2 separate regions of the Homo sapiens genome follow, and region 2 is linked to region 1. A link is an interaction called in ENCODE POLR2A ChIA-PET data of the cell type or tissue named here. Cell type or tissue: B cell. All regions are shown on one strand. Each heading gives the region's core, and the rest is flanking DNA. Links, peaks and the distances in the headings are about the cores only. Region 1 has its middle 35 kb from the start of GPR160. Region 2 holds the start of LRRC34 (leucine rich repeat containing 34).

Region 1 (3,029 bases), core at 259-2,758:
AGCCACGATTATACACGGATAATGTTCCTATAGAAGGGAACCAACTCCTGGAAAATGAGCTCGAATGTTCAGCCCCATTGCCACCTCACATTCTTTATTCCCCACCACACAGATTGAGAGGGATGCGGTGACCAGACAGAGGAATGCCATTGAGACTCCCAGCACAGACCGTAGACTGCTTTTCTCAGGAGGCAATGGCAGTTCTCTGCAATACTCAGAAGGCAAGTCACCTGAAGAATCTTAAAACTGGAGACCTGCTGCACAATCCTTTTCTTTCTTCATTCAGCCAACATTTACTGAGCCTCGACTATATGCTGAACAATAATATAAATGAGGAACCCACAGTCCCGGCTCAGAATCCGGGGAAGGAGCAAGGAAACCAGCGGCTGCCTGCACATGCACACGTTGCCGGAGGAGATCCATCTTCTGCCCTAAAAGCTACAATCTCCGCCATCGGAAAGCTTCCAGCCTGGTAGGGTTATGATAAGGCAAACAAACAAACAAACAGACACAAACAAAGTGCTGCAGGCTTTGAGAAAGAAGTTAGATGGTGAAGGATTGCGGAGGCAAAAAGAGGCGAGCGATCAGAGAGCTCTTACTCCACAAGGGAGGATTTTACAGCAGCCATCACTCCTTAGTCTCTGTTTCCTTTTTATCACCGACACAAATGCTTCTGAGAACTTGGAATACTGCCCACCAGGAGTTTACAAATCCAAGTGAAAACTAACCACTAACTGACGGAGTAGAAAGGAAAGGAACAGGCCGGGCGCGAAAGCTCATGCCCATAATCCCAGCACTTTGGGAGGCAGAGGCGTGCGGATCATCTGCTCTCAGGAGTTTGAGACCAGCCTGGCCAACATGGTGAAACTCCGTCTCTACTAAAAATACAAAAATCAGCCGGGCGTGGTGGTGGGAGCCTGTAATCCCAGCTACTCAGGAGGCTGAGGCAGGAGAATCGCTTGAACCCAGAAGGCAGAGGTTGCAGTGAGCTGAGATCGCGGCCACTGCACTCCATCCTGGGCAAAGGAGCGAGACTCTGTCTCAAAAAAAAAAAAAGGGAAAAAGAAAAAGGAACAAAAGAATAACTCCTTGGGCCTCTGGTATAGAGGCTTCCAGCACAAAGTCACAATATGTGGGACAATATCAAATAAGCATTCCATTTATCACTAAAATATCTTGTGTTTACCATAAAGTGAAACCTGCTTAAAATAAAATCCATCAGGATGCTCATTTTGTTCACCCTACCCCCACTTGCCACATTACAAAGAGGAAGCAACAAGACATTGTTCAATGCTGCTGAGAACAATTTCATTTCCTTCCTGTTCACTATCTTTTTTGATACAACATGTAATTATGGGAATTTTTAAGAATTTTCAACAAATGTCTTCTATAAAACTTAGTCCCTTCTGTAGCAACATACGATCCCCCTGCAAATCAAGGTAGCTAGGAATTGTGCAGTGAAAGAGAGTGGTTTGCTTTAATGTTGTGTGCAACTAACTTCCTGTTGCCTTTTAATGTTCTGCTGCTAGTACAGCATAATTGGATAACTAATAACAAATACACGTGGTGCTGATTTTGTTTCATTAAAACATTTACAGAAGCTCAAAGTTAAGCATCTGAAACACCTGATTGATTTTTGTTTTTCACTACAATCTTTTTATGGCATAACATATGCACAGCTAATGTTTTAAAATAAAATGTAATATACCTAAAGAAAAGTGTACAAATCATAAGTATATGGTTCAATGAATTATCACAAAGTGGACACACCCATGTAACCATTGGACCAAGCGGCAGAACATCAGCTCCTAGAACCCCCACTCCCAGACCCGGGGGAACCCTCTCAGCCACCTGACTCCTCGCCTCCCACAATGTACACTTTTAACACTATGGGTTCGTTTTGCCTGTGTTTGAACTTCATGTAAATGGAATCATATTATGGAGTCTTTTGTGTTGGACTTTTCAATATTGTGAGATCCATAATGTATATAGGAGCAGTTCCTTCATGATCCTTGTACAGATTACTAATGACACCCCAGATGGGAGAATGACCCACAACTGATGATTATGAGGTTTCCCACACAGTGAGACTCCAAGTACAACTCCATTTCTTCAACTCCCCATTCTAACATTGATGAACAGAGCCTCCATTGTCTGCTGAGGACATGCTACTGGTTAGAATAATAATTTCCAGAGAACTCTTCTAACCATTGTAACTCAGTCCCTGCTAAGAATGTTGCTGTTCACTTCACTGTGAATCCGCTAGTGAATGCTGAGCACCTCCTGTGTGAGTCCTCCTGTGAGTGCCACAGGGAAAACAGTCCCAGCCAGGAAGCAGCTCATATAATTCAAGGACATGATCTGATTAAGATGATAAGAGAGGTATGAGTTGCCTTGGGAATTTTAAAGTCAGAGGAAATCACTTCATTTGAGGGATCAGAAACAGGCCTTTGAGGACCAGTGGGATCGACAGGCTAATCTGTGGGCACACCTCAGGCCAAGGTTATATCCTGAGTAAAAACAAACAAGCAAACCAAAAGAGACAATGGGGCATTTTGTGGAAAATATGAAGGGTCCTGAGTGGCTTAATCATAGGGAATATTGGGGGTTGAGTCTAGAAACCCAAGTAAGGATCATATTGTAGGAGACCTTAAATGTCAAGGCGAGGAAGAAATTTACTCTGGTGGCTTTTTTCACTGGTTTCTGCCCTGCTGACCTCCCTTTCCAACAACTAACTTTTGTCCGCCTTGCTTCTCTCTTAGGTGCCTTTCTCTCTCCCTTCGCTCCTTGTTTTTGTTTTAATTATTATTATTATACTTTAAGTTCTAGGGTACACGTGCACAACGTGCAGGTTTGTTACATAGGTATACATGTGCCATGTTGGTTTGCTGCACCCATCAACTCGTCACTTACATTAGGTATTTCTCCTAATGCTATCTCTCCCCCAGCCCCGCCAACCCCTGACAGGCCCCAGTGTGTGATGTTCCCTGCCCTGTGTCCAAGCATTCTCATATCGCTCCTTGTTTTTT
Region 2 (2,734 bases), core at 1-2,500, 190 kb before region 1:
AGGGGCTCCGCTGCTGAGCTAGGGCTGGGGCTACAAAGAAGATTATGACAAAGCCCGCTCCTACAAAGTGTGCACCGGCCTGCCGGGCCAGCGAAGAAGCAGAGTAGCATCAGCACATGATAAAGGCGTTGGGCTTTGGGAGCATAAAGGGTTTTGTGCTCCCAAAGGGCGGGGCCACCAGGGAGGGCTTCCTGAAGGAGGTGACATCTGGATGGTCCGAAGGAGGCTGCCAGAGGACAGAATGCTTGGTGCGTTCTGGGCATGCGCAGGTACTTGAATGTACTCAGATCAGTACAGACAGCGGGGAGGCGGGCAGGGCCAGATCCACATGTGTTACTAAAAGGCCAGGGGTTCCGTCTAGATCCAGCTGCTCCTGGCACAGAATGCCAATCACTGAAACAATGAGAATTGCCAGGGAGGAAGGCTTTAATCTGGTGCTGCAGCCGAGGAGATCAGTCTCAAATCTGTCTCCCCAACCAACTAGAATCAAGGGTTTACATAGCAAGAAAGAAATGTGACTACTTGCAGGAAATCAGGAATTAGGGAGGGGTAAGGAAGAGGAGTTGGTCAACAGGAATCAGGTGGTCGTTTAGGGAATCATGGTGGGTGAGGGATCTGGTGTCTCATTGTCCAGATGTGACGATCTGGTAAGTTTCATTTCCTTGATACTGAAATGGTAATAGTTTCCTTATCCCCCTTGCAGGGCATGCGATGGTGAGGCAGGAAAATAGGGTCTGGAGGTAGGGAACATAAGGCCGATTCGCACTTCGGCTATAACAGGAAATATCCTCTCCATAGGGTGTACACCATAAACGACTTTGTAACCTTACTTCATCCTCTTCATTTACACAGGGCGTACTCTAAGTAACCAATGGAATCCTCTAAGGGATATTTAAACTCCCAAAAAATTTGTAACGGGGTCTTTGAGCCCCTGTGCTCGGCCCACTCCCACACTGTGGAGTATACTTTCATTTTCAGTAAATCCCTTCATTCCTTCCTTGCTTTGTGCGTTTTGTCCAATTCTTTGTTCAAGACGCCAAGAACCTGGACACCTTCTACCGGTAACAATGGGGGTGTGGCTTGCTTCTTTGGTGCTCCGCTGCTCAAACCTCTAGGGGGAGCATGCAGACGGGCAGGTTGTGGGGCACGTGGGCTCCGAACTCACCGCAGCGTCTAGGGGTGAATGCTTACAGCTGCTGAAGCAAAGCCCCAGTAGGCGTGTGTTACAGGGTGCTCTTTCAGTTTTGCTGTGTATAGGCGGCTTGCGTCAATCAGCTCAGTTAGACCCTCTGTCTTACCGCAAGGACAGAGGGCTTTCTGTTTCCTGGGGTTCTGGCCTTGGTGTACCGGAAAAATCGGATCACACAGTGGGCTTGGAGAATGAGTGCAAGGTTTTATTGATTGGTGGAAGTGGCTCTCAACAGATGGATGGGGAGCCAGAAAGGGAATGGAGTGGAAAGGTGGTTTTCCCCTGGAGTCCGGCCGCTCAGCAGCCAGACTCTCCACTGACTGCCCTGGCCAAATTCCCCTCGGTCTACACATCGTGCTGCTTGTCGGTGACCTGGCAGCGTCCGCTGGTGCCTGTCGGTGTGCTCTTCTGCTCCTCTGTTCCTCTCAATGTCCAGCCACCTGTGTGCTCCTCCGCCGGTGTGTTCCTCTCAACATCCAGCCGCTTGTGTCTGTGCCTACTAGGGTCTTGGGGTGTTTGTTTGTTTGTTTGTTTTTTGAGACAGAGTCTCGCTCTGTGGTCCAGGCTGAAGTGCAGTGGCCTGATCTTGGCTCACTGCAACCTCTGCCTCCGAGCTTCAAGCAATTCTCCCACCTCAGCCTCCAGAATAGCCGGGATTACAGGCGCCCCCCACTACGCCCAGCTAATTTTGTATTTTTAGTAGAGACAGGGTTTCACCATGTTGGCCAGGCTGGTCTCAAACTCCTGACCTCAAGTGATCTACCTGCCTCTGCCGCCCAAAGTGCTGGGATTACAGGCGTGAGGCACTATGCCTGGCCCTTTAATCCATTTTGATTTGATTTTTGTATGTGGCAAGAGATAGGGGTGTAGTTTCATTCTTCTGCATATGGATATCCAGTTTTCCCAGAACCGTTATTGAAGAAACTATCTTTTCCCCAATATATGTTACTGATACCTTTGTCAAAAACGAGTTCACTGTAGATGATGGATTTATATCTGGGTTCTCTATTCTGTTCCATTGGTCTATGTATCTATTTTTATGCCAGTACCATGCTAGTTTGGCTACTTTAGCTCTGCAATATAATTTTAATTTAGGTAATGTGATTCCTCCAGTTTTGTTCTTTTTGCTCAGGTTAGCTTTGGCTATGCTGGATCTTTTGTGGTTTCATACAAATTTTAGGATTATTTTTTCTATTTCTGTGAAGAAGGTCTTTGGTATTTTGATAGGAATTGTATATAATCTGTAAATTGCTTTGGATAAAATGGACATTTTAACAATAATTATTATTCTAATCCAAGAACATAAAATATCTTTCCTTTTTTTGTGTGTGTGTCCTCTTTAATTTCTTACTTCAATGTTTTATAGTTTTCATTGTAGAGATCTTTTACTTCTTTGGTTGAGTTTGTTCTTAGGTATTTTATTTTATTTGTAGCTACTGTAAATGGGATTATTTTCTTACTTTTTCTGATTGTTTGCTGTTGGTATATAAAAATGCTACTGAGTTTTATATGTTGATTTTGTATCCTACAACTTTATTGAATTTG

The links. ChIA-PET counts read pairs that join two places held together with the same protein. Peaks named below come from ENCODE experiments on the same cell type or tissue, not always from the same donor. Only the 100,000 strongest peaks of a DNase experiment are listed, where the experiment ranks them.
Region 2: POLR2A ChIA-PET joins it to region 1 with 13 read pairs; 2 of 35 experiments call an interaction of 5 or more read pairs at or near these places.

The regions. Positions count from the first base shown.
Region 1 is chr3:170,001,763-170,004,791 of GRCh38, forward strand. No RefSeq gene overlaps it. Among named protein-coding and RNA genes, the nearest start is that of GPR160, 35 kb to the right of the region's middle. In B cell, for the core only: no CTCF peak of the experiment used is centred there; a DNase peak (open chromatin) is centred at 1,287; H3K4me3 peaks cover 1,436 bases; H3K27ac peaks cover 2,026 bases.
Region 2 is chr3:169,812,778-169,815,511 of GRCh38, forward strand. LRRC34 (leucine rich repeat containing 34) reads right to left here and starts at 127. Exons shown (of 11, transcript NM_001172779.2): 1 at 1-127. LRRIQ4 (leucine rich repeats and IQ motif containing 4) reads left to right here and starts at 93. Exons shown (of 6, transcript NM_001080460.3): 1 at 93-269. RefSeq lists enhancers at 1,292-1,391, 1,682-1,731. In B cell, for the core only: a CTCF peak has its summit at 1,096; DNase peaks (open chromatin) are centred at 34, 264 and 1,184; H3K4me3 peaks cover 1,779 bases; H3K27ac peaks cover 2,012 bases.